Regions from separate parts of the Homo sapiens genome. Here regions 1, 2, 3, 5, 6 and 7 are each linked to region 4. The links are chromatin loops, found by intact Hi-C in ENCODE. Cell type or tissue: PC-9. All regions are shown on one strand. Region 1 has its middle 12 kb from the start of FADD. Region 2 overlaps ANO1 (anoctamin 1). Region 3 overlaps ANO1 (anoctamin 1). Region 4 has its middle 96 kb from the start of FGF3. Region 5 holds the start of FGF19 (fibroblast growth factor 19). Region 6 has its middle 3.0 kb from the start of LINC02753. Region 7 overlaps ANO1 (anoctamin 1).

Region 1 (4,000 bases), 280 kb after region 4:
ACCCTGCAAACTCAGCACTGACGGACAGGCATCTCTTTCCTTTGGTGCCGGCCTGCGCATGGCTCTAAATGTTCTTGGGACTTCATCTTTCTGTACGTGTGTGCATTTGTGCATGCACATGTGTGTGCCTATTCATTTGCATGTGTTTTGCATGCATCATGTGCACGCATGTTCGCATTTGCTTGTGTGCATGTGCCTGTGTCTTTACATGTTTGTGTACATCACGTGTGTATGTATGCATTTGTATTTGCTTGTATTTGCATATGGGTGCAGGTGTGTGTGCATGTGGACACGTGTGCATATATGCATGTGTGTGTATATGTCTATGTGTGCATGCACGTGTGTATACAGTGCGTGTGTGTACTTGTGAATGCCTGTGTTTATGTGTTTGCATGGTTTATGTATGTATTATCCGTTCTCACACTGCTATAAAGAACTACCTGAGCCCAGGTGTGGTGGCTCACACCTGTAATCCCAGCACTTTGGGAGGACAAGGCGGGTGGATTGCTGGAGGTGAGGAGTTCAAGACCAGCCTGGCCAACATGGCAAAATCCCATCTCTCCAAAAAAAAAAGTTACATAAAAATTAGTCGAGCATGGTGGCGCACACCTGTCATCTCAGCTACTGGGGAGGCTGAGGCAGGAGAATCACTTGAACCTGGGAAGCAAAGGCTGCAGTGAACCGAGATCATGCCATAGCACACCAATCTGGGTGACAGAGTTAGACCCCATCTCAAAAAATATATAAATAAATAGAACTACCTGAGACTGGATAATTTACGAAGAAAAGAGGTTTAATTGACTCACACTTTTGCATGCTTAACAGGAGGCATGACTGAGAGGTCTCAGGAAACTTAACGATCGTAGCAGAAAGCAAAGGGGAAGCAAGCACGTCTTCACAATGGTGGAGCAGGAGAGAGCGAGCAAAGGGGACAAGTGCCACATTTTCAAACCATCAGATGTTGTGAGAACTCACCCACTATCACAAGAACAGCATGGCGGAAATGCGCCTCATGATTCAACCACCTCCCACCAGGTCCCGCCCTCGACACGTGGGGATTACAATTTAACATGAGATTCAGGTGGGGACAGAGCCAAACCATGTCAGTGTGCATCACCCCAGGGTTCACACACGTGTTTGCCTTTGCCTGTGTTTGTATATGCATATGTGCTGTGTGTGTGCATATGTGCCGGTGTGTGTGCATATGTGCTGGTGTGTGTGCATATGTGCTGTGTGTGCATATGTGCTGTGTGTGTGTGCATATGTGCTGGTGTGTGTGCATATATGCTGTGTGTGCGCATATGTGCTGGTGTGTGTGTGCATGTGTGCTGTGTGTATGCATATGTGCTGTGTGTGCATGTGTGCTGGCGTGTGTGTGTGCATGTGTGCTGGTGTGTGTGTGCATATGTGCTGGTGTGTGTGTGCATGTGTGCTGGTGTGTGTGTATATGTGCTGATATGTGTGCATATATGCTAGTGTGTGTGCATATGTGCTGGTGTGTGTGTGTGCATGTGTGCTGGTGTCTGCATATATGCTAGTGTGTGTATGCATGTGTGCTTGTGTGTGTGCATATGTGCTGGTGTGTGTGTGCATATGTGCTGGTGTGTGTGCATATATGCTAGTGTGTGTGTGCATGTGTGCTGGTGTGTGTGCATATGTACTGGTGTCTGAGTGTGCTTGTGTGTATGCACAGATGTACCACATATTCCTCTGTGTTTGTGTGTGTGTGTGTGTGTGTGTGTGTGTGTATGTTGGGATGGGGGATTGTGGTCACACTTTCTAGCAGGCTCTTCCAAGAATCCCATATCTCGACCTCTGATCCCACAACCCAACAGACTAGTATTTAGGGTTTCATGGACCCCAAATTTCTTCAAAACGTTTTGGGACTGACCTTGGGTTGTCAATGTTTTCATTTGGGCAAGTGGGGACATTTTTTTAGAACCGTCACCTATAATCACTATCACTTCATAAAAGAACGTATATTTTTAACAGCGTCAGCAAAGCAGTATGGCGCTTCGGGCTGGGGACAGTGTCCTTGTGCGGCCCTCGGCGTCGGCCACCTTCCCTTCACCGCCAGGACAAGGCAGGGCCTCTTTCGACCTGTGGCAGGCCTCGGGCGCCCCCTTGTGCTGGCTCTCCTCAGCACAGCGCCTTGCCACCTTGGTCAGGCGCATCCTCCTAAAGCTTGGGCCCCACATTCTCGATCCTGTAGGGAGGGCCCAAGGAGAACGGCACCCACTTTCTCAATCCTGTAGGGAGGGCTCAGGGAGAACGGCACCCAGGATTGGCATCGCGGGAACCCCTTCCCTCTGCCCTCCTGTCTCCATGGGTCCTCCCAGAGCCTGGGAGGGCACAGGTGGGGACCTTCAGCCACATCTGATAGATGAGGAAACAGGCTCTTGACCAAGATCTCAGGGCGCTTTAATGCCAAGTCTGAAGGCCAGACCTCATAAACATGTATGGAACATTCAAGAAACATTTATTGAACTCCTACTGTAGGCCAAGTGCAGCGGCTCATGCTGGTAATCCCACATGAGGGATTACTGCATTGAGAGGCCCAGACAGAAGGATTGCTTGAGCCCAGGAGTTCGAGACCAGCCTGGGCAACATAGCAAGACCCTGTCTCTACAAGAAATAAAAAAATTAGCTGGGCATGGTGGCGGGCACCTGTGGCCCCAGCTACTCGAGAGAGTGAGGTAGGAGAATCACTTGAGCCCAGGAGGTCAAGGCTGCAGTGAGCTATGATTGCATCACTGCACTGCAGCCTGGGCAACAGAGCAAAACCCTGTCTCAAAAAATAAATAAAAATTAGACCAGGTGCAGTGGCTCACGTCTGTAATTCTAGCACTTTGGGAGGCCGAGGTGGATGACTTGAGGCCAGGAGTTCAAGACCAGCCTGGCCAACAGAGTGAAACCCAGTCTCTAAGTAAAAAAAAAATATATATATATATATATATATATATATATATATATATACACACACACACCAAAAAAAAATGAACTCCCACTGTGTGTCAGGCACTAGGACGAGAAGGGTGAAGAACAAGGACACAGCCCCTTCCCTCCCACATGACATTCTCACAAAGGAAGTCCAATGCTGAACCAGAAAATCAACCGTGGAACCAGACAACTTCAGAAAAGGGAGCGCTGATGAAAATCCAGCAGGGAGTGTGACTGACTGAGGGTGAGTGACTACACTGCGCAGGGAGGCCCCTTGGGACTTGAGCAACAAGGAGCCAGAAACACACAACAGTCGGTGCACAGGCCAAGGCAGCAGCTGCTGGACGAGCTCCAGGAGCAGAGGGGCAGGGAGGTGACAGGAGACGCAGGAGAGGTGGCTAGAGACGACTCATGCAGGGCTCCGGCTGAGTGAAGACTTTGAACTTGGTGGTAGGTGCCATGGGCAGGGCTGGGCAGTGTCTATGAGGGCAGTGATGGGATCTGACTTATGTTTGGGGTCATGGCTGCTGTAGGGTGGAAACTGCAGCCAGTGCCGCTATTATACAGATGGGCACAGGAGGCTCAGAGAGGCTCAGGGCTCCACTGCAGCCATCCACAAGCTGGCAGCACATCACCCCTTGGACCCAGGAGCCTGGCACAAAAAGTCTTCTACTACTGGTCCCTAGAGTAGTGTGGCTGGGGGCAGGGTTGGGGGCGAGCCCAGCGGGCCCTGAGGTCTGAGGGCACCGGCTGCACCACCAGGCCTGGCAATGACACACTGGTGGCCGGCCATGCAGGTTCCGCTGCTCTCCTCTGAGGGTGGAGGTGGACCATGAATAGCATCAAGCCCAAGACAACCTCTGTTCGGTAGGTTCAGCACATGTTAACTTTTGAAGTTAATTTAATATATGAAAACCAGGCATTTAAAGTCCACGTTTGCATGTTCTGCTGAGAAATCACACCTTCTGCTGCACAGCCCCACGTTCGCCAGGTCTCATGCTCACATTCGACTGCAGCCCGGTGGGGCCTGCCCTTCCTGAGTCTCCTCACCCTCCCAAAC
Region 2 (4,000 bases), 210 kb after region 4:
TGGCTGGTGTTCGCGGGAGGTGAGCATGAATGCTAGGCTTCGGTGCAGGCTGGTACTTGCGGGAGGTGAGACATGGATGCCAGAGGCCTCGGTGCAGGCTGGTGCTTGCGGGAGGTGAGCGTGAATGCCAGACTTCGGTGCAGGCTGGCACTTGCGGGAGGTGAGACGTGAATGCTAGAGGCCTCGGTACAGGCTGGTGCTCCCAGGAGGTGAGACGTGAACGCTAGAGGCCTCGGTGCAGGCTGGCACTTGCGGGAGGTGAGACATGAATGCTAGAGGCCTCGGTACAGGCTGGTGCTCCCAGGAGGTGAGACGTGAACGCTAGAGGCCTCGGTGCAGGCTGGCACTTGCGGGAGGTGAGACATGAATGCTAGAGGCCTCGGTACAGGCTGGTGCTCCCAGGAGGTGAGACGTGAACACTAGAGGCCTCGGTGCAGGCTGGTGCTTGCGGGAAGTGAGACATGAACGCTAGAGGCCTCGGTGCAGTCTGGTGCTCCCAGGAGGTGAGACGTGAACGCTAGAGGCTTCGGTGCAGGCTGGTGCTTGCAGGAAGTGAGACATGAATGCTAGAGGCCTCGGTGCAGGCTGGTGCTCCCGGGAGGTGAGATGCGAATGCTAGTGGCCTCAGTGCAGGCTGGCGCTCGTGGGCTGTACAGTAGGTTCCACCTGCCCAGCTTCCTAAGGCTGCCTGCTTCCCTTATCTGCACGGCCCCGAGAAATTCTGCAGGAACTGTTCCATAAGGGAGGATTGCATCCCACAGCATAGGCAGGCATCTGAATGTAGATCCGATGTGCCTTCTGCTGTTCACCAAGGGTATGTCAGACGTCAGGGAGCTCGGAAAAGAAGGCCCAGACCTGAGACAGCCTCGCCTCGCTCAGGGGCCCAGTTCCCCCACATGACTTCAGAACAAGAGTCCAGTTTTGCCTGGTGCGATGGCGCATGCCTGTAATGCCAACACATTGGGAGGCTAAGGTTGGAGGATCCCTTGAGCCCGGGAGGTCGAGGCCACAGTGAGCCATGGTCTCACCACTGCACTCCAGCCTGGGGGAACAGAGTGGGGCCCTGTAGCCAAAAAAAAAAAGAGTCAAGTTTTGAGAAGCTCAGCCTCAGTGTGCAGAGTCCCTCTGGTGCTTGCTTTTGTAGCTGTTTCTTAGATTTCCTGACATGAACCTAAGGATAATTCCAGGCTCCCAACCTCTGGCAGGGTTTCTATGCCGACAGGCAGTGCCTTCAGCGTGCAAATCGCTCTGCCAGGGAATTGACTATAAAGGGGAATTTGGGCTGACCCTGCCCTGCAAGGGCTCCAAGTCTCAGAAAAGCCCTAAAATGTTAGTTTGGTTATTTTTCGAACCACTCCTGCCAAGTATCTCTAAAGCAGAGGTATAGTTTAGAAAATGTATCCACTGAGCCTGTCTGTAAAGACCCAATCAGTCTTAGGAAAGAAACTGACTCTTTGCAGCACAAAAAGACCATATCTGGTCAATTTTTGTTTAAGTGATGTTTTGATACATGAATAACACCTAAAATATTCCACCCCACCCCCACCCCCGAATCAAAGCTCTGAGGAATCTGGCTTATCTCCCTTTTGGTGTTAATTTGGTCCTAGGCAGGAGAAAGGTTTCCCTTTGTTTGCTAATATGGTATGAGGTCCTGGGCACTTGGGTTTGGTTGTGGTAAAGATCAAGGTAGTCCAGACTTGGTGGGGATTGTAAGGCTGGCTTTAGGCTAGGAGCTCAAAGCCGGAGGAAAATGGTGAGTGTAAGGTGAGGATTCTCCCCATGAGCCCTGGAGGAAGCCTGGGGGACCTCCATCTTCCTTCCTTCCTTCCCTTGGAGGGTGGCCCCAGCAGGGAGGCTCTGCCAGCCCAGGGGTTGGCCATGCCAGCTCGGCCCTTCCACCACATGGTCAGAAATGCAAACAGCAGTTACTCAGGATTCAGCCGCTGTGGGCGGAGATGAGGCCAAAGCCAAGGCCTCTGCCCAGCAGGCGACCTGGAGCGAAGCGGGAGGTGCGTGCTCCCTGCAGCTTCCGCCCCATCCCCACCAAGCTTGCAGGGAAGCCCCAGCATGGAGCCGCCTGCTGCCCTTGTACCTCCGGTCCTCTCTGAAGAAGAGAGCTTCCTGCTCTTTGTATTTTGGCTAAAGGCGGTGAAGTGAGAGGCGGAGGGGGATTTAAAACCAGCAGAAAAAGGCTTCTTGTTGGGCTGATGGTGTTTGTGCGAGAAGCTGAGGTGGGCAGGGAGGAGAGCCTAGGAGAGCGGTAGGGCTCATGGGCAGGCCGTTGGTGTACGCCTTGGCCCTGCCTGTCCCCAGTCCCACCACTGTGGACTCCAGGCCATCCTCAGTCCAGGTGGTCACTGTGGCCTGGGCCACATGCTGGCGATGATGGGGATGGCCTTCCACATGCCTGTTCTCTGGAAGAGGGGCTCGCGTTGTGCCCAACTGGGGACGTCCTGCCCCCAACCCCCCAAAACGCTGCTTTCTTCTGCCCTCAAGAGGCCCTCAGAAGAGAGGAGGCTGAGTGAGGGGCATGAGATAAACCCCGAAAGGCCGGCTCCTGGCTCGTGTTTAAAACTCACTGCTGCTGCAAAGTGCTTGGCTATTGCATAATAATGACAACAGCGTTGGTGACCACGTGATGGCCGAGGGGTGCCAGGCACTGTTCCAAGGGCCACACTCGTGTTGGTTGTTGGTTGTTTAATCCTCCTGACAACCTATTAACACGGCTTCTCTTCACTATCAGCAACCCCATTCTGCAGCCGGGAAAACTAAGGCCACACGGATCACAAAATGCAAGAGCTGAGATACAAACCCAGAGCTAGCTGACCGTAGAGTGCAGGTTCTCCCAACGGCTGTGTGTGCCTACTCACCCTGCCCGACCCCTGCTCCCATGCACACACACACACTTCCTCCATGCTCCAGGCTGTGGCTGCAATGAATTCTTCTTAACCTATCCATCTTTTGTGCCAGATACATGCAGTACCTACACCCCACCCCCCGCCTTTTTTTTTTTTTGACACAGAGTCTCACTCTGTCGCCCAGGCTGGAGTACAGTGGTGTGATCTCGACTCAATGCAACCTCCACCTCCCAGGTTCAAGCAATTCTCCTGCCTCAGCCTCCCGAGTAGCTGGGATTACAGGCTGGGATTACATGCCAGGCTAATGTTTGTATTTTTAGTAGAGACGGGGTTTCACCATGTTGGCCAGGCTGGTCTCAAACTCCTGACCTCGAGTGATCTGCCTGCCTCGGCCTCCCAGTGCTGGGATTACAGGCATGAGCCACCGTGCCTGGCCCTACACCACTTTTTAATAAATGTTTAGGGACTGTACCTGAAGGAAGAGAATTGAACCAGAATGCCCATGATGCTGGGCACAGAGGAGGCCCTTCAGAGCCTTGCAAGGGACGTTTATTAAGCACCAGCTGCTGTGGACCAGGCATGGTTCTGCGCATAAGTTCAGCATATCCAGAAAGTCAAAAAACAAACACCCACTTCAGCATCCCCCCACATCACCCTCCGACCCAACCAGCCAGGGTGTGTACTTAGAGCCCAGAGCCTTGTCCAAGGCAGCAGAAAGGAGAAAGTTCAAAGCAGGCCAGAGCAGGAAGGGACCTTATTCTGACCCCTCCTCATTTTCCAGAACGAAAAACTGAATCTGAGGCTAAAGGACTTGGCCAGGGCCACGGAGGGTATGAGTAGTCAGTTGAGGGCCCAGTTCAGGCCACCCAACTTCCACAAGGAGCCCCCCATGGCCCTTGAGCAGTAGATGAGAGCCGGCAGTGCTTGGGCTTTGAAGATACACACAGACCAGGATTCCATTCCCACTCTGCTGCGTGGCCCTGAACAAGTTACTTCCCCTCTCTGGGCTCTGGGATTGCAACAGTCCCCAGTGCTGGTCCAAGTGAGGTGGAACATCTGTGCCTGCCAGTAATGAGGCTCCTGCTCTCGCCGCCGATAGCCTGGAAGTATTAGTATTTTCTAATATTAGTGGGAGTAAGTCA
Region 3 (4,000 bases), 240 kb after region 4:
GTGAAATTGGTACTTTTCTATTTTGCGGGCAGCGCGCGTCTTGACTGTTTGCAGGCAATCAAAGTCGATTGTGTTTTTCCTCAACAAACTGTTGTATATATTTTTTTTTAACATTCACATCCGTGTTTCTCTGTCTTCCTTCGGCACCCAGTGAGCCCAGCATGTTGCGATGGCACTGCATGGCTATGGTGGGTCTGCGGTGGCGGGGACGGGGGTGGGGCTCTGGCTTGACTTGGAGCTCGTGAAACGTGCTTGTCACAACTGCCTGCAAGTGTTTCTTGGTCTCCTCGTTAACATGCATGCCACCCACCCCAGAACGAGTGGCCTCCGGTGTCATGCCCGTCTGCATTCTGTGACCTAATACATGCATTTTCCCATGGAAAAATCCACCCCCATTTGAAACATCCCGGATTAGTGATGAGCTTCTACCTAGGGTTTCTCCAGACCAAGCCAACCCTGGGTTCTGAGAGCCTTCAGGACATGTGTCACCGCAGACGACGTTTTAACTTGTAGTGCTAGCTGCTTGTTTCAACTTGCTCCACAAAGGAAAAATAACTATTATGGTCTGGGTGGCACTGGGAAAACATCTTCCATCTTCTAGACCTAGAAGTGAGACTTTTAGCTGAAGAAATGGACTCCAAGTCCAGGTTTCTCCCAGACGTGGGTCCAACAGTCTTTAGAAAGGCAGCTGGCATTACAATGTCCTACACACAGAGGAATCACAGTGTTAAACGGTTCTTGCTCCCGTTATCCTGTGACATAGGTGATAAACCCCGAAATGCTTCTTGGAACCCTATGCGTTTGCACTGGCTCATCACCTGTGGGCATTTTTGAGGTTTTTCTGAGTATTTCTGTTGTTCAAGTTGTCCCTGGGCCCATGCACGCACGCACATGCACCCACGCTGACACACAGAGATGTCTCATCGTGATGGTTCCAGACAGTGACCGGCATTGTTTTGTGTTGTAGACTGACAAAGTGAAGCTGACATGGAGAGATCGGTTCCCAGCCTACCTCACTAACTTGGTCTCCATCATCTTCATGGTAAGTTCCAGAAGGTTAAGGCCAGACGAAGTCAGGGGAAACCGCAAGGAAGTGATTGGCTTCAGCCGGGCGTGGTGGTTCACGACTGTAATCCCAGCACTTTGGGAGGCCGAGGCGGGCAGATCACTTGAGGTCAGGAGTTCGAGACCAGCCTGGCCAATATGGTGAAACCCCGTCTCTTACTAAAAATGCAAAAATTAGCTGGTGTGGTGGTGCATGCCTGTAGTCCCAGCTACTCAGGAGGCTGAGGCAGGACAATTGCTTGAACCCGGGAGGCAGAGGTTGCGGGGAGCCAAGATCACACCACTGCACTCCAGCCTGGGTGACAGAGCAAGACTCTGTCTCAAAAAAAAAAAAAAAAAAGGATGCGATTGGTGTCCTCCAAGACCTGATTCAGCCTTTCACACGGTGGTGCCACTGGTCCCAGGGTGCGCCGGCCCCATCTCCTCAGGGCAGTGGGTGGGGAAGACTCACCACTACCCCTAAAATGGGAAGAGACCAGGGTTCCAAAGTGACCCCCAGTGGGGGCTTCACACGCCAGGGAGTACATGAGATGATTTCTGTGGTCCCTGATACACAGCTTTCATTTTGAGAGACACAATTATTTGAGTATCTAGTAATTCAAGCCTGGGATTCAAAGATATCATTTAAGATGAAACTGAAGACTTTTTAAGAAAACCATTAAATGGGCCGGGTGCAGTGGCTCACACCTGTATTCCCAGCACTTTGGGAGGCCGAGGCAGGAAGATTGCTTGAGCTTAAGAGTTTGAGACTAGCCTGGGCCACATGGCAAAACCAAAAATACAAAAATTAGCTGGCGTGGTCGTGCGCGCCTGTGGTCCCAGCTATTCGGGAGGCTGTAGTGGGAGAATTGCTGGAGACTGAGAAGTCGAGGCTGCAGTGAGCTGTGGTCACGCCACTGCACTCCAGTATGGGTGACAGAGCGAGACCCTGTCTCAAAAAAAAAAAAAAAAAAAAAAACCTGTTTATGTTTATTTTGTGACCAAAACATGACTTGAGCCCTGATACAGGCATCAGCATTAAATTAAGTAAAAACAAATTTTTAAAAATTTTAAAAAAGAAAACTATTAAATAAATAACATGCAGACAGGACACGATAGTGCTACTCAGGGACCACAAGTCTGTGACGTGGCTTGTGGGCAAACATCTTGTGGCTTTTAGGGGATTTCAATCCCAGGGACTTCAACCCCCAATGGATTCGGCCTTGGCCGCCTGCTAGCTGTGTTTCCATCACCCCCCAAGTACTCGGAGCCAGCCGTGGTCATGTTACAAATGACCCTGCCCTCGTCCAGCCCAACAGCTTGAAGGCAGCGCCTCCTGTGGCCACCTAGCCCCGAGTCCTGGTACTGGAGCCCAGGTTGGCAGCTGTGCACTGAGGGCCTCACCAGAGCGTCTCATCACTGGCCAGTCCTGGTACCATCCCCCTCCTGCTGATACAGAAACTAAAGCCAGAAGGCTGCACTTCTCCTCCAGTGCCAGCCAGAGGTGGTGGCTGTGGTCACCATGTAGTCACTGGCATATGCCTGCAGAAGCTGGTGCCAGTCAGGCTGTCTGCTCCAAGATCCATGCCATTCTGTAGGAACTTGGAGAGACAGAGGCGGGGGGCTGTCTTTGTTTTCTGGGTTGAGTGAGGGGCCAAGGGCCCCCTGACCAAGTCATGGAAGAAGTGGGAAGATCCAGTGTCCCCTCATGCTCTTAGGTACAGTAAGAGGGACGCTGGCCGACATAAAGAAGTCCAGAGGAGGGTGGCCTCAGTGGTGGGGCCTGCTCATCCCCCTTACCTGGAGAAGGGGACCCCCTCGGTGGGGGCTGGGGGCTGGGGGCTGTTGTGCTCTCGGTGACTTGGTGGGAGGGCACCCGGCCTCGTGCTGAGGGGATGTGTCCCCTCTGGCCAGGTGCCAGGCTAGGGGGTTGGGAGATAACCGGAGCCTCCCCATCCCTCACCCAGGGGAGGCTAGCCTGAGGTTCAGCCACTCCCACTGCAGAAGCAGCAGCATTGTCGCAGAAGGGCCAGTGCGGGGCCGGGAAGGAGGTGGCCGTCTAGGGCTGGTCTGGTGGCCCCACGATGCCATCAGAGTCACTGGCTTCTCTGACCTTCTGCTAGCCTGTCCTAGGAGTGGGTCCCCTCTTGGTCACAACATGGCTGCTGCACCTCCAGCATCACTTCCACTCTCCAGGCTGGAAGAAGGGGAAGGGTGGGGGAAGAGATGGGCCAGGGGTGGCAGCCCCTGTCTGAAGGTGCTTTCGCAGAAGACCCACCACACCTCTGCTTGCATCTCATTGGTCAGAACTGTTTCACGTGGCCACCTCCTCTGCAGGGAGGCTCAGGAATGAGCACACACTGCCATCTCAGCAAGGCGGGATGGTAGAGGAAAGACAGAGGATATTGGATAGGGAAGTAGCCGGCTCTTTTCCCAGCCTTGACGTACTGGTAAACCCCTGTCACAAGGGCTTCATAGGGTTGAAGAGGACACAGCTTTGTCTTCAACTTGGGAGTTTCATTCAGCGAACAAACGTTGGTTGAGCACCTAGGATGTGCCCCACACGCCCCTGGTCCTGGGGATGCGGGGGAGATGGACCAGGGAGACTGGAAGGGAGCCTGCTGCAGGGCGTGCCTGTTGTGGGCCCGACTGCCCCATGGCAGGGCAGGGGACGCGCCCGCTGGGGTGGAGGGCCTCCCTCGCTGAGTCACCCACAGGCCTGGCGCTCCAGCTGCACCTCCGCATGCTGGCACGGGGACAGACATCCTGGAGGCCTCTTGGCAGGACCGAGGGGTTTTCCAAGGAAAGCCCTTGTTCCCCGGAGCTGGCCAGGGAGTGGTCCCCACGCCTCGCAGCAGGGCTTCTCCTTAGTCAGGGTGTGGTGAGGGCTGCAGGCATTTTCCTGGGCAGGGTGCAGTCACCATGTGTCACTGGCAGATGCCTGCAGAAGCCGGTG
Region 4 (4,000 bases):
GAGCCTCCCTGAGTCCCTCCTCCTTACGGCCCCACAGTCCTGCCCCACCCCACCCCTGCCAAATGGGACTCTTTGGGGCTGACCCCCAGGGACCCTAGTTTTTATGATCTCCCACCTAAGTGGGAACATGGGCCAACATGATGGGGCAGGTGTGGCTGGGACCCAGGCCTGGGCTCCCCCAGGCTCCTCCTTGGATCTGAAGCCAGATCCACCGATGGGAAATAAGCCCTTTGGAGCATGACGTTGCCAGGGAGGGGGTTGTGGGGACAGGAGATGATAAGGCACCCACACTCCGGGGGTCCACCCTGTAGAAACTCTGAGACCCACCTCTCTGTGACCATCAGGCTCTCCCTGGCCAGAAGCAGGGAGCAGCGTCCAGGCTGGGCCCAGCCCTGCAGCCCCAAGGCTCTCACTGGGAACACAGGGTCTCAGGCTAAAATAGGTGGAGCCCCTCAGCCGAGCTCAGGAGCCCTTGGGCAGCACTGGGAGCTGCTGGAGCCAGCGCCTTGTCTTCCCTCTACCTGTCTAGGCCCCAGAAGGCTGCAGCCAGGGAGGGGGCTGGGCATCTTAAGGAGGGCCGGCTCTCTCTAGCAGAGTCCTGGGAGAAGAGGCCAGGGCCTTCACCGACAGCGCAGCACCTCCAGTTTCCGCGGCACCTCCACGGCCCTCTCGCCTAAGCCTCTCCACCCCTGTGTGGGGGGCTTGCTGTGGTTCTGCTTTACAGGGGGAGAAACTGAGGGCCCAGAAGGTCAGGCTGCGGCTGAAGGTGCAAGGACTCAAAGGCTGACTCCGGGGTGGGGACGGGTTTGGAATTTCCTGTTCCTCCTCACCTTTGAGAGGTGTCCTGGCTGGGCTGTGCCAGGCTGGGAAGTGTCTCCGGAGGCTCCACACCCACCCACACCTGGTATTTTTGTTCCCAGGTGGGTCTGATGCCAGGAGGATGTGGTTAAGCTCGAGGCCCTGCTGTCTCCTTCCATGCCCGGGGTCAATGGATCCTTATCTGGCAAGATCTTATCTGTGTGTCCTTGACAGACTCTGGAGCAGGCTCCTGGAGGTACCAGGAGGCCCAGGTGGGTAATCACGGGTGCCAAGAAGTGGCCTGTGGGGGGGGGGCCCTCCATCTTGGGACCCAACCCGGGACCCCCCTGCCCCCGAGACTGCTTCTCAACCATGACTTCCCCTTGCCCTGCTCCTTGCTGCCTGCTGGGAGGCACAGGCAGTGTACTAGGAAGCCCAAAAGAGAAGCCCAAAGCAGAACAGGGCATCCTCCAGGGCCCAAGGGGAGAGGCTTTGGACCTCACTTACACAAACTGGGTGGGAGCTTCCTAGCAGCCAAAGCAAAGAGGAAAGAAGTTGAAGGAAGGTGGAGGTGGTGTAAGAGGTTGGTCTGAGGCATGGACCCCAGGATGCTCCCCAGAAGTTGTCTGAGTCATCCTTTGGACATAGCAGGACTCAGTACATTCATTGAACAAACAAGGCACTAGACACTCATTGCTATATTTTTAAGGCCCCTCGTTGAAGTGAATCACAGCCTCGTTCCCAGTCTCCTGGGCTTTCACCCTGCCCCACGGACGGGATGCTGGCTCTTCCCTGTCGCCCCGCATTGTGACTGGCTGTGTTCCACATGGTGCAAACTTATTCCCAATTGACCCGTGGGGTCTGCTGGAGCCCTAGGGCTGACCACAGGGGCTGCAGGGCATGGTTGCCCTGGGAGCCCTGCAGCTCAGGTCCACTTAGCACTTTCTGGAAAAGCAACCGCCTCTAGGGGGCAGCACAGTGTCACCGGGAAAAGCCGGACGTGGCTTCGGGGACCTGGGCTTGGATCCAGGATCCAGCCCCTGCCGCTTCAGCAGTGGAGTGATGGGGGCCAAGTCACTTCCGCCCCAAGCCTCAGTGTCTCCCTGCACCCCTCCACCCCCTATAGAGTGGGACTAAGAGTGTTCTGAGCCAGGCTTCCAGTGAGGTGGGGGTGGGGAGGGCAGGACAGACGGGTCAGTGTCCTCGCTCCTGGCCCCTTTTCACCTCTGATGTTGAAGTTAAACATTCAACAAATTATGAGAAAATAAAGCAACAGTTTAAAAATAGGAGAAAACGTATCCCAAAAGAATGTTCTATGATTTCCGGCTGGGTCACTCTTGGCAGGCTCCAGCAGGGAGGAGCAGGGCAGGGCCGGGGCATGGCTCAGGGAATGGGGGAGCGCTCTCCCTAAGACCCCAGCCCCAGCCTCCGCCTTGTCCTCAGGCAGCCAGGAGCAGGCACAGCTGCCTCGCTTCCCCTGGGAGAACGCTGGCTCCTTCAACTTCCCCCCGAAAGGCATCCAGAGGCCTCCAGCTGGCCCCCTCCCCTCTTTCCCCCAGCTTTGGGGTCTGGGCAGAGTGAGGCTGGAGTCCACCTTCCGGGCATTGGGAGTACAGGAAACAGTCCCAAGGGACCTCTTTCACTGAGAAGGCACAGAATCCCTTCCTAGAACGGGATATGTGTTTGTTTCCAACGGCTGCTGCAATCAATGCCTGCAAACTTACAGGCTGGAAATGGCACAAGTGGATTCTCCTGACAGTTCTGGAAGTCAGAAATGCCGCTCATCAGCCGGGCATGGTGGCTCACACCTGTAATCCTTGCACTTTGGGAGGCCGAGGCAGGCAGGTCACTTGAGGTCAGGAGCTCAAGACCAGCCTGGCAAACATGGCAAAACCTCATCTCAGCCAGGTGCAGTGGCTCACGCCTGTAATCCCACCACTTTGGGAGGCCAAGGCAGGTGGATCACGAGGTCAAGAGTTCAAGACCAGCCTGGCCAACATGGTGAAACCCGTCTCTACTAAAAATACAAAAAATTGGCTGGGCATGGTGGCTGGCACCTGTAATCCCAGCTGCTCAGGAGGCTGAGGCAGGAGAATCACTTGAACCTGGTAGGCAGAGATTGCAGTGAGCTGAGATTACACCACAGCACCCCAGCCCTGGTGACAGAGCAAGACTCTGTCTCAAAAAAAGAAAAAGAAAAAAAAGAAGAAAAAAGGAATGCCACTAGTCTAGAATCAAGGTGTCTGCAGGGCTACATTTCTCCTGGAGAGTCTAGGAGAACCCAAGCCTTGTCTTTTCCAGCTTCCAGAGGCAGCTTGTGCTCCTTGGCTTGTGGCCCCTTCCTCCATCTTCAAAGTCAGCAGCACTGCCCCTCCTGGGAAGATTTTCCTCTCTCTCCCTCTCCCTCTCTCCCTCTCTTCTATCTCTCCCTCTCTCCCCTCCCTCTCTCTCTCTCTCTCCTTCTCTCCTCTCCCTCTCTCTCCTGAGCCATGCCCTGGCCCTGCCCTGCTCCGCCCTGCCTCTCTCCCTCTCTCTTCACTCTCTCCCTCTCTCTTTTTCTCTCTCCCTCTCTTCTCTCTCTCTCCTCTCCCTCTCTCCTCTCTCTCTCCTCTCCCTCTCTCCCTCCCTCTCCTCTTTCTCCTCTCCCTCTCTCTCTCCCTCTCTTCTCTCTCTCTCCCTCTCCCCTCCCTCTCTCTCTCTCCCTCTCTTCTCTTCTCCCCCGCTTCTCTCTCTCTCCCCCTCTCCCCTCCTCTCTTTCTCTCTCTTCTCTTCTCTCTCCCACTCTCTTCTCCCTCCTCTCTCTCCCTTTCTCCTCTCTATTTCTCTCTCTCTCCCTCTCTCCTCTCCCTCTCTCTCCCTCTCTCCTCTCTCTCTCTCTCCCTCTCTCCTCTCTCTCTCCCTCTCTGGCCCCCTCCCCTTCTCTCTTCTCTTCTCTCTCCCTCTCTCCTCTCTCTCTCCGTTTCCCTCTCTCTCTCCCCCGTCTCTCCCTCTCTTCTCTCTCTCCCTCTCTCCTCTCCCTCTCTCCTCTCACTCTCTCCCTCTCTCTCCTCTCTTCTCTCTCTCCCTCTCTCTCTTCTCTGCCTCTCTTCTCTATCTCCCTCTCTCTGTTTTCTCTTTCTCCCTCTCTCCTCTTTCTCTCTCTCCCTCTCTCTCTCTCCCTCTCTCCTCTCTCTCTCCCTCTCTCCTCTCTCTCTCCCTCTCT
Region 5 (4,000 bases), 210 kb before region 4:
GCGGGGCCGCGGGAGGGGCGCGGGTTCGTTCCTTTGAACTCCCAGCCTTTGTTCCCGGCCACCAGAGCCCCAGCGCTCGTACACTTCCGGCCCCGGGACCTCTGCGGTTACCTGGGCCTTCCCTGCCAGCCCCCACCCCCTGCCCCCACCAGAAAGCGTTTACAGGACAGGTGAGGCCCGCAGGAGGAAAAGCACTCCCCTGGCGCAACATGACTCCAGCGCATCTGCGTCTAAGCCACACCGTGCTCCTGGTAGATTAAAAATTAATTCTAAAAAAAAAATCTCTCCTATCCCAAATGCACTGTTTTCTGCCTTGCTTGACAATTGATTTGTTTTTAAAGGAAAGTTATGGGTAGATCCTCTTTTTTCTTTCCCATTCTTTTTTTCTTCTTTTATACTGGAGGGAGGGAAACGGAGGCGAGGACCACACACGCGCAGGCAGAGGCTGAAAAGGCCCGAGGTGGGTTTTCCTGTTTAATATCAAAGGAGGCCGAATAATGGGTTTCCTCGGTCCGGCTAGGCCGGCCTTTGACTCAATTGGAAATGCAAAGGCAGCTTTTGCCTATTCTCTGGCTGCTGGCTGAGACCCTAAATTTCCGTAGGAAATCGTCGGACATGCACTTAATCGGTCTTTGCAATCTTTCCCTCGAAGTTGCACGCGGGTCTGGGCGGAGGAGGCGAGGAAACCCTGGATTCGAACCAGCGCCTTTCTCTCCTTCAGGCCTCCGCCCGGGGACAGGCGCCGGTCCCCCGCCCCGGCGCATCCGCCCCGTGGGGACACTTACCAGCCCCTGCATCTTGCCGTCGGCGCCCATGCAGAGGTACCGCACGCTGTGCACGCCCTTGATGGCCACGGTCCGCAGAGCGACTGCCTTGATCTCCAGCAAACCTAGGCGCAGGGGAAGCGAGAAGCTGCAGCAAGGACCGCTGGGCCCGCACCACGTGGGTGCGGTCGGTCCACAAGCCTGTGCTTCTCCCTAGCGTCCCGCGCTGTTTGGGGACTAACGGAGGGATCCTAACGTCCAGGTGCCAAAACCTGGGGTTCCCAGGAGTTGAGGGGTCCGCAGGAGCCTAAGGGTGGCAAAGGAAGGAAGGGCGCTGGGGTGGGGCGCGCGCAGCGGGGTGGGGTGCGCGCGGCGGGGCGGGCGGGGGTGCTGGCGGGCACTCACTGTGCGCGCTCTGGCCCCGCGCGCAGTCCACGACGCCGTCGGCACGGATGCGCAGGAAGCAGCTGGAGAGCCCGTGGGGGCCGGAGGTGTACAGGTGCCGCAGGCGGATGGGGTCGCCCCAGCCGTAGTGCACGTGGGGCCCCGCGTCCGAGAAGGCGAGGGGGCGCCCGGCCACGGCCAGCCAGAGGCCGGCCAGGATCCATACGTGGACCACCACACACCCGCTCCGCATGGCACCTCCCTGGGGCTCTCGGCGCAGCTCCGGCGATGGGGGTGCGGGAGGCTGGGCGGCGACCGGGATGCGCTGCGGGGCTGTGAGTGCCGGGTTGGGATGGTCGTGGCCCTAGATCCTGGACGCAGCGCTCCTGCTCTGACGGCGCGGCGGCTCCGGGCCGGCAGCCTTATATAGTAGCGCCTTACGGGCCCCACGGGTAGGTGCCCAAGACACCCGAGCATTTCTTATCGGGATTGCATCAAGCCTCCGCCCCCCGCACACACCCACTCACACCCCGCCTCCGGCCCCAGCCCCAGCCCCCTCCCCGGGCCCGGGCAGGCAGGCGGCGGCTTCTTGTCCCAGCCGGGGTGACCCCGCCCAGGCCGTTCGGATCTGCGGGAGGAGGAGGCCTCGCTTAGCGGCCGGGTTTCGGGGAACTCCTCCCCACCGCGCAGCGGCCCCGAGGTTCTTGGCTGGGAGAGTTTGACTTTGTAAAGCAATCGACAACTGGGGCCCTTCCCCCAGGCCTCAGGCTCCCAGTGGATGCACTCGGCGTGGGGCACTAGCGGGGGCGGGGTCAGGAACCCCGGGGCCAGAGGTTGGGGGGCACCGAGTTTTGCCCCCTTCACCCTCTGTCGGGAAAAGCCTCACCTCGGCCTTAGTGCCCTTCCCCTTAAAAGCCCACTCGCACTCCCTCCCCCGACTTTCGCAGCCCCGCACATCTGACGTCAAAGCCGTCCCGTAGAATTTTCCCCGGCAGTTCCGACAGTCTCAGGTTCTTTCAGCTTCATCTTCTTGCAATTCCTGCCCCGCCCCTTTTATCCGGGTAAATTGCCCCCCGACGGGGGGCCGGGCGCGCTCTCGGCCGGCGGGGAAACAATGGAAGCCGCGCGGACTGTAGGTGGCGCCGCAGCCTCGGCGTCCGCCTGGGCTTTGCGCTCCTGGCCCCGCGCCCCTGCCTGCTCCGCGCTCGCCCCGGCCCCGCGGCTGTGCGCGAGATGCAACCTGAAAGGGGGCACTGGGAAGGAGGCTCTCGGGCAGGGTGGGCGGGCCAGCTGCGGGATTGGTGAACCCCAGCTTCTCGGCTGGAGGGTGGTGGAGGCAGGGGCGCAGGGAGGGAGGCCTGGGCCTCCGTTTCCCGTTTTTTGAGCTGTCTTGTGTCGGGGGTCTGGTTTTTGAGTCCCCGAGTCCCTGCGCACGGGGTCAGGAGGAACAGCACGGTCGGGGAGGTCGAGAGCGCCTTACCTGGTGGGGAGGGGTCGGGAAGGGGCCCAGGAACGGTGATGGGCGCCCCTGGCGTCCGGGCAGGTGCCAGGTGAGGAAAGAAATGGGGGCCGCTCCATGAAGCGGTTCCTGCCAATAAAGAAAACGACATCCAGAGAATACCCAGGCGGGGAATAAAGGGGTCCTCCTACGGGGCTTTGGTTTAACTCTAATTATTTCTTGTTATTCTTCCAAACCCCCAGCTCCTGGATGTGGGGCCCCAGGAGGCTGGTTTTGGGGGCAGAGCCCTCCTGGCCCAGCGCAAAGGCGATGGGGAGGGCAAACAGGAGAGACAGCGAGAGAAATGCCAGGCCTAATGAATTTCAATGAGCAGAGGCCACATTCATTCCCCAGTCAGTGACTGGCGTTAATGACTGAGGGCGCAGCAAATGTCACCAGGAAAGTCTTTACAAAAAGACATCATCCCGAAGGCTTTCTAGACCAGGGACCCCCACGCTGTGTGTCTTGGTTCAGAAAGCCGTGGCTTCTGTTAAATCTAATTACTTCCCCCCTGTGGCTTTAAATCGACGGCGGCTCCTATTAAACTTAATTACCCTCCCCTGCAGCTTTCGTTTTAAAGATCCGTGGTAAATGCGTGATAAATGCTCTTGAGGGCGATGGCAGAGGCTGCACTGGGGGACACGACCCAAACCGGGTGGGGGCGATGGCAGCCTCTGGTTCCACCCCTACCCCTCTGCAGCCCCTTCCAGGGACATGGGGAAGAGAGTGGCTGATGCGATCAGGGAGGTGGGGAAATGAGGAAGGCGGCTGCTGTCCCCCAGCCCCTGTTCTGAGCGCTTCATGGAGGTTCTCAGCTCAAATCTCCACAAGAGCCCCCACAGTATTCTATTCCTCCCTCCCCCATGGAGCAGGAGGGAAATGGCCCCAGAAAAGTGGCCGAGTAACCCAAGGTCGCACACTCTGTTAGTGGTGAAGTTGGAATTTGAACCCAAACAGTGGGGCTCGTAAATCCAGGCTGTGCTGCGTCTTATCCCGGGACAGGGGCTCCGGGGTCAGACCCACTGTAGCATGGATCACACCCGGCCACTCCCTGGGTAGGTCGTGGACCGCTGACCCATTGCCCTCTCAGCTTGCTCTCAGGCTTGTCCTGAGGGTGACAAGGAAGAGGGGACAGAGAGGGCCTGGGATGTAGCACTCATGAAGGTGTTGATGGCAGGCCTTGAGGTCAGCTGTGTGCCGGCCATCTCACAGGCACAGCAATGCTCTGAGAGCTTAGGGGATGGATCCTGCTCATGTGAGGTAGCTGACGGTTACAGAGATGGACTGCCGGGCCTCGAGGGTTTGCCCCAGGTGGGCCAGGCACACGATCTTGGGTGTTTGCTGGGCTCCCTGG
Region 6 (4,000 bases), 150 kb after region 4:
CACTCTTAACATCTCAACAGCCTGTCTTCTTATTGGGACTGAGTTGGAAACAGGGGTCCCAGAGCCCACATGACTTGTCCAAAGACACCCTGCAGGGTTGCAGGGACAGAGGGGGAGGAGGCCTGTGCCTGGCACCCATCATCAGTCTCTAGAAAGTTCCATTCTGATAGATGAGTCAGCCATGCCCAACAGTCTCCTGGGACAATCACCCCCACAAACATTTGCCAAATGTCTGCAATGTGTTGAGGGCACATGGAGTCCTCCTCTCCTTGGTGATTTGGTGGCGGGGGCGGGGTGGGTGGCAGCCCTGACTTTGGCCTCCCTGAATGACGGCACAGCAGAGACGTCTGGTCTCCCGTGGAGATTAGACCCCCTTCAGCGGCAGGGATGCTGCCAGCTCCATCACCGTAACTCCACGGTGGAGCAAAGCACCCCGGAGGCTGTCCTGGCACAACCTGACCACAGTCATAGACCAGTCAGCCCCAGGAGGGACACTCTGCCCCGGCCTGGTTGCTGCCAGCCAGGCCCATGGATGCTGCTAGTCCAGCCAAGGAAGTGCCTGTCCCCACTCCCAGGCCCATGCAAAGGGGCCCAAAACAAACTTGAAAAAGCAGCCCCCCAGCGGGGAGGCCAGTCTGTCCGGGGTGTCCAGGGATCATGACCGGCACTGCTGTTTTCCTAACTCATGTGACCAAAAATCCTTTTATTTGTATAAAAATGGAGCCTGGTTGTCTAAGTCTTCCCAAAGTTTCCTTATATCAAGCAGTCATGAAGGGCCCCCCACAGAGCAAGGTCTGTACTGGCCACCATGAGAAACTGCTGTTCCCACCTTCCAGCCATGTCCAAACCCCTCTACCCCGTGGGGCTTAACCACCTCTGAGCATCCCACCTGCCGTGTCATTTGCTTCTGTTTTGTCGATGGTCTGCCTGCCCCTCCCTCGCTGGACAGCAGCTCCAAGGGGACAAGGAATCGTGGGTGTTTTTTTTTTTTTTTTTTTTTTGAGACGGAGTCTCCCTCTGGTGCCCAGGCTGGAGTGCAGTGGCGCAATCTCCGCTCACTGCAACCTCCACCCCCTAGGTTTAAGCAATTGTCCTGCCTCAGTCTCCCGAATAGCTTGGATTACAGGCGCCTGCCATCATGCCTGGCTAATTTTTGTATTTTTAGTAGAGATGGGGTTTCACCATGTTGGCCAGGCTGGTCTTGAACTCCCGACCTCAAGTGATCCGTCTGCCTCAGCCTCCCAAAGAGTTGGGATTACAGGCATGAGCCGCCGCACCCGGCCTGTGCGTGTTTTGCTGGCTGCTTCTTCCCCAGTGCCCGGCAACCTTGAGAAGATGCTCACAGGCACCCGGTGGATGCACAGGCAGCCCCAAGGCCCTTCCCAGCCTTCCCGTCCCTCCAGACCTCCCGACCCCCTGCCCCGGCTTGGGCAGTCGACCCCTCCTTTTCATCTTCCTAGTTACCAGTGACCGTTTAGGATTCAGCTGAGAAGCCACTCCCTGTGCAAAGTCTTCCGGAATTGACCATGACCTTTCCTCCCCTGGTCCTTCAGCATTTTTCTGTGGCTGTCAGATTTCTGACTTCCTGGCAGACTATCAGCCTCACACCTGCGGGTCTGTGCCCTGGGCTCACAGCTTAACACGTAGAAGGACCTTAATAAATAGGCTGATTGCCCCTGTGGAGGGGACACGCTCCTGCCAGAAAAACCCAGCCCACCTCCTCCCTGGACAGGAGCCCTCGTATTGGAGAAGGCGGGGCTCTCAATGGGGCTTTTGTGGTGGGTGGCAGTGGCCTCAGCAGCTTTCCCCAGCAGCTCCACCAGCTGGAAAATGTTAAGACAACAACTCCATCCTTGCCCCTAGGGAGAACCTGTTTGTTTAGATTCCACAGCCTCCTGTTAAGAGGCAAGTGTCCGTGCAGGGGTTGGTTGAATCGGGTAAAAATTGACCTGTGGGTAAACTCTTCATTGTCCTCCACTAGGCGGGTGCTAGAATCTGTGGACACCGACAAAGGACATTAGCTCATTTGTTCATCCTTTCAAAGGATACTTTGCATACCTACTGTGTGCCAGGCTCCGCTGGGTCCTGAGAATACAGAGAAAACAAAAAACAAAGGTCCCTGCTTTCCTGGTGCAGGGAGAATAATAAGTTGTCAGATAACAGATGCGGGGAAGCAGTGGAAGGGGCTGGGAGTGGGGCCAGGGCAGACCCTGGAAAGGTGGTTTCTTAGCAGAAGGCTTGGAGACGTGAGCCAGGAGGGAAGGAGGGTCACAGCTCCCAGGAAACATGAAGTCCAGCCCAAGAGAATACAATTAACTCCTGGGAGGAGGAGGCCATTAGCCTATGTCTGCTCCATGGTAAGGGGCTCTCTCGCTGGCACGCCCCCTACTCTTTCCCTAGCCCACTCCTCCAACTGTTCTGAAGTGGTGGGAAGGCGGGTAGGGGCAGTCCCAGTGGTCATCTAAGGGAAAACTGTCCCCCTCTGTTTGGTCCCCAAGCTAAACAAGGCTGTGACAGGCAGCAGTAGGGAAGGAAGGCTGTTACCATGCTCTCTGCAAGCTGATGGTCCCCAATGTCACCAGCCGCTGCAGACTCATCCAGCTCCAAGGACCAGGGGGGCCCAGGCCCATGTATTTTCTTAGGTGCATCTACAAAGGCTGGGCTTCATGCCTCAGGACCTCCTTGATGAAAGAATATCCCCCTCCACAGGGTCCCCCTGCCTTGTGAAACAAGCCATATGAATCCACTCACAGAGGGCCCGGGGCCATCTCTGAGCATGGGCTGGGGGTTCTTTGCTTTTACCCTGGTTTCCTTTGGGAAAGAATTGGAAGCCCCACCATCCTCCCTGACCAAGGAAAGGGTCCGCTTTCTCTTCTGAGATGTGGCTTGAAGGAACCAGGGAGTGTGTTCTGCAGAGAGATCCAGAAGGAACCTGTGGCTTTGAAAGAGTCCCTCTAAGGTTGGAGGAAAGACTTCTCCATCAAACTGGAAGGAAACAGGAACAGAGGAGTGGACGGCCAAGCACGTCTCAAGGTGCTTGAGCTGAGAGTCAAATAGTGGAGTGAAAATTGACGAATAAACTCCTTCCGATGGGTTTAAGGGAAAACAGCCCCACTCTGTTTGGTCCCCAAGCTAAACAGATTTGAGATCTGTTTAACACAGAGGATCTGGGCTGTGATGAGCTTAAAGGGGGAGGAGGACACTTGATTTTTCAGAAAGCCTGATTTCAGACGTAATCGTTCATGTTTAAGAAGCAGGGATGCTGACTTGATTTTCCAGAAAGCCTGATTTCAGATGTAATCATTCCTGCTTAAGAGGCAGGGACACTGAGTCTTGGGAACAGCTTTTGGAAAACGATAATCTACGTTAGAGGCGGGGCAGGCAGCCCTGTGGCCCCTGGGCTCTATATGACTATGTGTCTTGGAGGATCTGGGCTGTGATGAGCTTAAAAATCTTAAATATCTGTATTCAGGAAGAGCTTCTGGATGGACACTAGAACCACTGATTATGCATGCCATTGGGGAGGAGATCCCATGTCGGGTCCATTTTTAACCCTTTGGGGATGAGTTGTCGTATGTGTATGCATGCAAGGATGTGCATGCATGTACTTACTAACCCTATATGACACGGATCTTTGGATTTTGTCTACATAAGCGAAGGGATTGAAATGACTTAATTAATTTGCTGTTGGCCATTAATGCATTTTGCAAAGACAGGCAGCCACTGTCTGTCACAGAGGCCACTCTGTCTCATGCTCTCTCTTCCTTATGTTTTAAGAGTCAATGCCTTGGGGCTCAACTTTGTTGGATAGCTGGTTCAATTCTGTGCATTTTTCTAGGTCTCTGTGGCTCACGTCATTTTCAGCATGAAAATGAGCGATCAAATTATGACAAAATCACCTGGAGCCGCCATTCTAGCCAAGGAGGGTGAGGGGAGGCAGAGGGAAAACAAGATGATGAAGCGAACTCCTCTGCAGATAAGGGGTGGCGGATTCTATGGA
Region 7 (4,000 bases), 220 kb after region 4:
TCAGAAAAAAAAAAAAAAAAAAAGGCTGGGCGCAGTGGCTCACGCCTGTAATCTCAGGAGACTAAGGCAGGAGAATCGCTTGAACCCAGGAGGCAGAGGTCGCAGTGAGCCAAGATCACGCCATTGCACTCCAGCCTGGGCAAAAAGAGTGAAAGTCCGTCTCAAAAAAAAAAAAAAGAAAAGAAAAGAATCACAGCTGAAGGTAGGTGAGCCTTATTTTGTGCCAGGCACTGTCATGAGCATCTCCCGCGTGCTGACTCACTAACTCCCCCCGAAGGAGGTAAATAGCTCTATGACCCCATCTGGCAGATGAACAAACTAGGGCAACCTTCCCAAACTTACACCCGCTCGTAAGCAGGGCTTGAACCCCAGAATTCTGGTTTCTGAGCCCCAAATACTTTTTCATAACTTTTTTTTTTAGTTGCAGTTTTTTTTTCTTTCCAACTTTTATTTTAGGCTCAGAGGTGACATGTGCTGATCTGTTACATGGGTAAACTGCGTGCCGTTGGTTTGGTGTACAGGTTATTTTGTCACCCAGATAACCAGCACAGTACCCGACAGATAGTTTTTCCATCCTCACCCTCCTCCCACCCTCCACCCTCGAGTAGGCCTCGGTGTCTCCTGTCCCCTGCTTTGTGTCCCTGTGTACTCAATGTTTAGCTCCCACTTAAAGGTGAGAACATGTGGCATTTGGTTTTCTGTTCCTGCATTCGTTTAGTCCGCTTAGGATAATGGTCTCTAGCTCCATCCATGTTGCTGCAAAGGCCTTCTTTTTATGACTGCGTAGTGTTCCCTGGTGTATACGGACCACATATTCTTTTTTATTTTTTATCTTGAGACAGAGTGTCTGTCGCCCAGGCTGGAGTGCAGTGGCACAATCTCGGCTCACTGCAAACTCCGCCTCCCATGTTCAAGTGATTCTCCTGCCTCAGCCTCCCGAGTAGCTGGCATTACAGGCACCTGCCACCATGCCCGGCTAATTTTTCTATTTTTAGTAGAGACGGTGTCTCACTCTTGTTGTCCAGGCTGGAGTGCAGTGGCGCGATCTCAGCTCACTACATCCTCTGCCTCCCATGTTCAAGCGATTCTCCTGCCTCAGCCTCCCGAGTAGCTGGGATTATAGCCGCCCGCCACCACGCCCAGCTAATTTTTGTATTTTCAGGAGAGACGGAGTTTCACCATGTTGGCCAGGCTGGTCTTGAACTCCTGACCTCAGGTGATCTGCCTACCTCAGCCTCCCAAAGTGCTGGGATTACAGGTGTAAGCCACCACGCCCGGCCTGCACCAAATATTCTTTACCCAGTTAACCATTGATGGGCATCTTTGTTGATTCCATGTCTTTGCTCTCATAAGTAATGCTGCAGTAAACATATGCATACATGTGTCTATGGTAGAACAATTGATATTCCTTTGGGCATATACCCAGTAATGGCATTGCTGAGTTAAATGGTACTTCTGTTTCAAGTTATTTAAGAAGTCTCCATCTTGAGCCCCAAATACCTGACTCTAGGCCCTACTCCGCGGGCATTACTAACTGGCTCCGGCTGGCGTGTGTGCTGAACACGTGCCTTGCTTGTTCCTGACTGGATTACCTCCAAGTTTTTCTCTCACCTAGAGTAGTTTCCCCGTCTGACTCCACAAAAATACACCTCCTTCCCTTTGGGAGCTGCGCTGAGGACTGCCTCCGTGCCAGGCCCCGGGCTAAGGGCTCTACACCGGCTCTCTCTGTAACCCCACAGCAGACCAAGGCTCTGTTCTTTTCTCTGTTGAAGACGCTAAAGTGTTCCCAGAAAGGGGTCTTGAGCCACACCCCAGGAGAGGGTTTTTGGATCTCACACAAGAAAGAATTCAGGGTGAGTCCACAGTCTAAAGTGAAAGCAAGTTTATTAAGAAAGTAAAGGAGTGGCCGGGCTCAGTGACTCACATCTGTAATCTCAGCACTTTGGGAGGCCAAGGTGTGTGGATCACCTGAGGTCACGAGTACAAGACCAGCCTGGCCAACATGGTGAAACCCCCTCTCTACTAAAAATACAAAAAATTAGCCGAGCGTGGTGGCAGGTACCTGTAATCCCAGCTACTCAGGAGGCTGAGGCAGGATAATCGTTTGAACCCAGGAGGCGGAGGTTGCAGTGAGCCGAGATCATACCATTGCACTCCAGCCTGGGTGACAAGAGCAAGACTCTGTCTCAAGGAAAAAAAAAAGAAGAAGAAGAAGAAAGAAAGAAAGTAAAGGAGTGAAAGAATGGCTACAGAATAGGGCATTCCCAAAGTAAGAGGAGGACCGTGCCTACCCTAGGTACAGTGCTTGTTTATGTAGAGGATAACAAAGAAAATCATGGGGAGATATACTCTGCTACAAGGGTTTGTGATAAAGGATTAATTGTCTTAATTACTATATTTTGTGAGAATCAATATTATTATCTCTAAAGCGAAATTAGGAATGCTTTTGTTCTCAACATCTCGGGATATCAGGACATTCCTGAGTCTGGGTCTGCTTAGTAAACATTATCAATCTGTCCCTTAATGTAAACATCTAGAGGCTGGGAATGCCTCACTTTCTGGGAATACAGCCCGGCAAGCCCCGGCCTCATTTTTCCTAGTCCTCACTCAAGATGGAGTCTCTCTGGTTGGAATGCCTCTGATAGAAGCACAGAGAGGGTAAGCGACTTGCCCAAAATCACACAGCTAACAGGTCCCTAACAGACGTCTCAGATGCGCACCCCGGCCCATCTGCCTCCAAGGTTTCAGCACGTGCCCTGGTCCCACCTCTCTGTCCAAACGTTCCCTCATGCAGGGCCCTCTTGGGGTAGCAGGAATGTACCGTAAGCCAGTAGCAGGGGACATGTAGGCGTAGTGCTACTGAGCGCGCCGTCCCCCATGGGCTGTGGCCGTTCATTTGGTGGCCCTGTTTCGAGAAGCCAGCTTGCCTGTTTTGCAGTTCTTCACTGCACACCTAGTGCCTTGCGCCCCAAGAGCTGCGGGCCAGCCCCTTCGTAGCAGATGGCTACATTCCCCCGACTCTGGGAGTGGGGGACTCTGTGCCTGCTGACCCCGCGGGAGGCTTTGCTGCTTGTCTCACCCCTCCCTAGCTCCACTTCAGCCCTGGGAGACAACAAATGTGCCCCGACTGTCAAATACAGTCAAGTACAAGTTCCGTCTGCACGCTCCCATTTTGAGCGGGGGCGGGGGGAATTCACAAAAAAGCCAGGCCACTCCCACGAAGCATTTGCTTTAGAGAAAAGGAGCTTATTCTAAATCAAGACAGGAGCAACAGGAAAGAACCTACTGCGGCTGAGAGGTGTGAGCGGAGAGGGGAGGGACAAAGCCCCCATCCCGGGCCCTTTTCACACTGGCTGTCAAGGGTAATTACCAGGGATCTCTCCTTGTGTGTTTTTTAATCCCTTATTCAATTATTTGTTCTTTACCCTCTAAGGGATTATTTTTCCTCTGGTGTTTCTTCTCCGCTTGTGTCCTTTCTTTTCCGGCCTCCAGCTGTTCACATTTCTGCTCCTACAATGGCAAAGAGACAGAAACCTGTTACTGCCTGGCAGCCGGGAGCCTGGTCGTGGCCACCCGCCCGCCGGGGTGTGGGGGTCCGTATTCACGGTGGATGAATCACCTCCAGCCTGCTGTTTTAATCTTTGCTTCCACTGCACCGTGGGGTCCAGCTTTCCTGGAGCTGACACGTTGGTCCCAGAGACTTCAGCTTGCTGCTGTCTGGAATTTCTGACATTTGAAAGCCTCAAATAAGATGTCTCATTAAGCAGCCTTGAGCCCTATTTAGCTATTCACTTGGATCCATTTTCTGAAATTATAGCATAATAATGGGGTTTTAACTGCTTGTCAGTTCCACGAAGAACAAAGGAGTTTATCTGATTTGAGCCTGGCTGCAAAAAGCCGGAGAAAGATGGTCCCAACTTTAATGAAATGCCAGAGATGGAACTGGAACCCCTCCCAGGGGCTGGGCCTGAGATTTTACATGGAGTTGACAAGTCACCCA

The links. Hi-C counts contacts between places; a loop is a spot of excess contacts. Peaks named below come from ENCODE experiments on the same cell type or tissue, not always from the same donor. Only the 100,000 strongest peaks of a DNase experiment are listed, where the experiment ranks them.
Region 1: a loop joins it to region 4, with 15 times the contacts of the local background. A loop is called at or near these places in 109 of 110 quality-filtered maps.
Region 2: it touches region 4 in a loop (5-fold over the local background); 10 of 110 quality-filtered maps call a loop at or near these places.
Region 3: it touches region 4 in a loop (7-fold over the local background); 2 of 110 quality-filtered maps call a loop at or near these places.
Region 5: it touches region 4 in a loop (4-fold over the local background); 4 of 110 quality-filtered maps call a loop at or near these places.
Region 6: a loop joins it to region 4, with 3 times the contacts of the local background. A loop is called at or near these places in 26 of 110 quality-filtered maps.
Region 7: it touches region 4 in a loop (4-fold over the local background); 3 of 110 quality-filtered maps call a loop at or near these places.

The regions. Positions count from the first base shown.
Region 1 is chr11:70,189,602-70,193,601 of GRCh38, forward strand. No RefSeq gene overlaps it. Among named protein-coding and RNA genes, the nearest start is that of FADD, 12 kb to the right of the region's middle. RefSeq lists an enhancer at 2,312-2,371. In PC-9, CTCF peaks have their summits at 2,128 (motif pointing left) and 2,331; a DNase peak (open chromatin) is centred at 2,100.
Region 2 is chr11:70,126,627-70,130,626 of GRCh38, forward strand. The region is part of intron 10 of ANO1 (anoctamin 1); the gene reads left to right. Among named protein-coding and RNA genes, the nearest start is that of ANO1, 50 kb to the left of the region's middle. RefSeq lists an enhancer at 2,165-2,997. In PC-9, no CTCF peak of the experiment used is centred here; DNase peaks (open chromatin) are centred at 1,595 and 1,927; H3K27ac peaks cover 915 bases.
Region 3 is chr11:70,155,980-70,159,979 of GRCh38, forward strand. It overlaps ANO1 (anoctamin 1), which reads left to right. Exons shown (of 26, transcript NM_018043.7): 15 at 1-9; 16 at 968-1,042. Among named protein-coding and RNA genes, the nearest start is that of FADD, 45 kb to the right of the region's middle. RefSeq lists an enhancer at 1-366. In PC-9, CTCF peaks have their summits at 2,375 and 2,586; a DNase peak (open chromatin) is centred at 3,792; H3K27ac peaks cover 1,198 bases.
Region 4 is chr11:69,913,864-69,917,863 of GRCh38, forward strand. No RefSeq gene overlaps it. Among named protein-coding and RNA genes, the nearest start is that of FGF3, 96 kb to the left of the region's middle. In PC-9, CTCF peaks have their summits at 1,775 (motif pointing right), 1,974, 3,275 and 3,483; DNase peaks (open chromatin) are centred at 538, 918, 1,448 and 1,888; H3K4me3 peaks cover 2,909 bases; H3K27ac peaks cover 4,000 bases.
Region 5 is chr11:69,702,476-69,706,475 of GRCh38, forward strand. FGF19 (fibroblast growth factor 19) reads right to left here and starts at 1,547. Exons shown (of 3, transcript NM_005117.3): 1 at 1,170-1,547; 2 at 786-889. The coding sequence starts at 1,401. RefSeq lists a promoter at 1,620-3,817 and enhancers at 2,956-3,318, 3,858-4,000. In PC-9, CTCF peaks have their summits at 2,233 and 2,436; a DNase peak (open chromatin) is centred at 1,796; H3K4me3 peaks cover 1,208 bases.
Region 6 is chr11:70,066,345-70,070,344 of GRCh38, forward strand. It overlaps a transcript of ANO1 not described here. Among named protein-coding and RNA genes, the nearest start is that of LINC02753, 3.0 kb to the left of the region's middle. In PC-9, CTCF peaks have their summits at 1,793 (motif pointing left) and 1,993; a DNase peak (open chromatin) is centred at 1,867; H3K4me3 peaks cover 1,115 bases; H3K27ac peaks cover 3,609 bases.
Region 7 is chr11:70,138,344-70,142,343 of GRCh38, forward strand. All of the region lies in intron 11 of ANO1 (anoctamin 1), which reads left to right. Among named protein-coding and RNA genes, the nearest start is that of ANO1, 62 kb to the left of the region's middle. RefSeq lists enhancers at 2,436-3,249, 3,250-4,000. In PC-9, no CTCF peak of the experiment used is centred here; a DNase peak (open chromatin) is centred at 1,908; H3K27ac peaks cover 1,717 bases.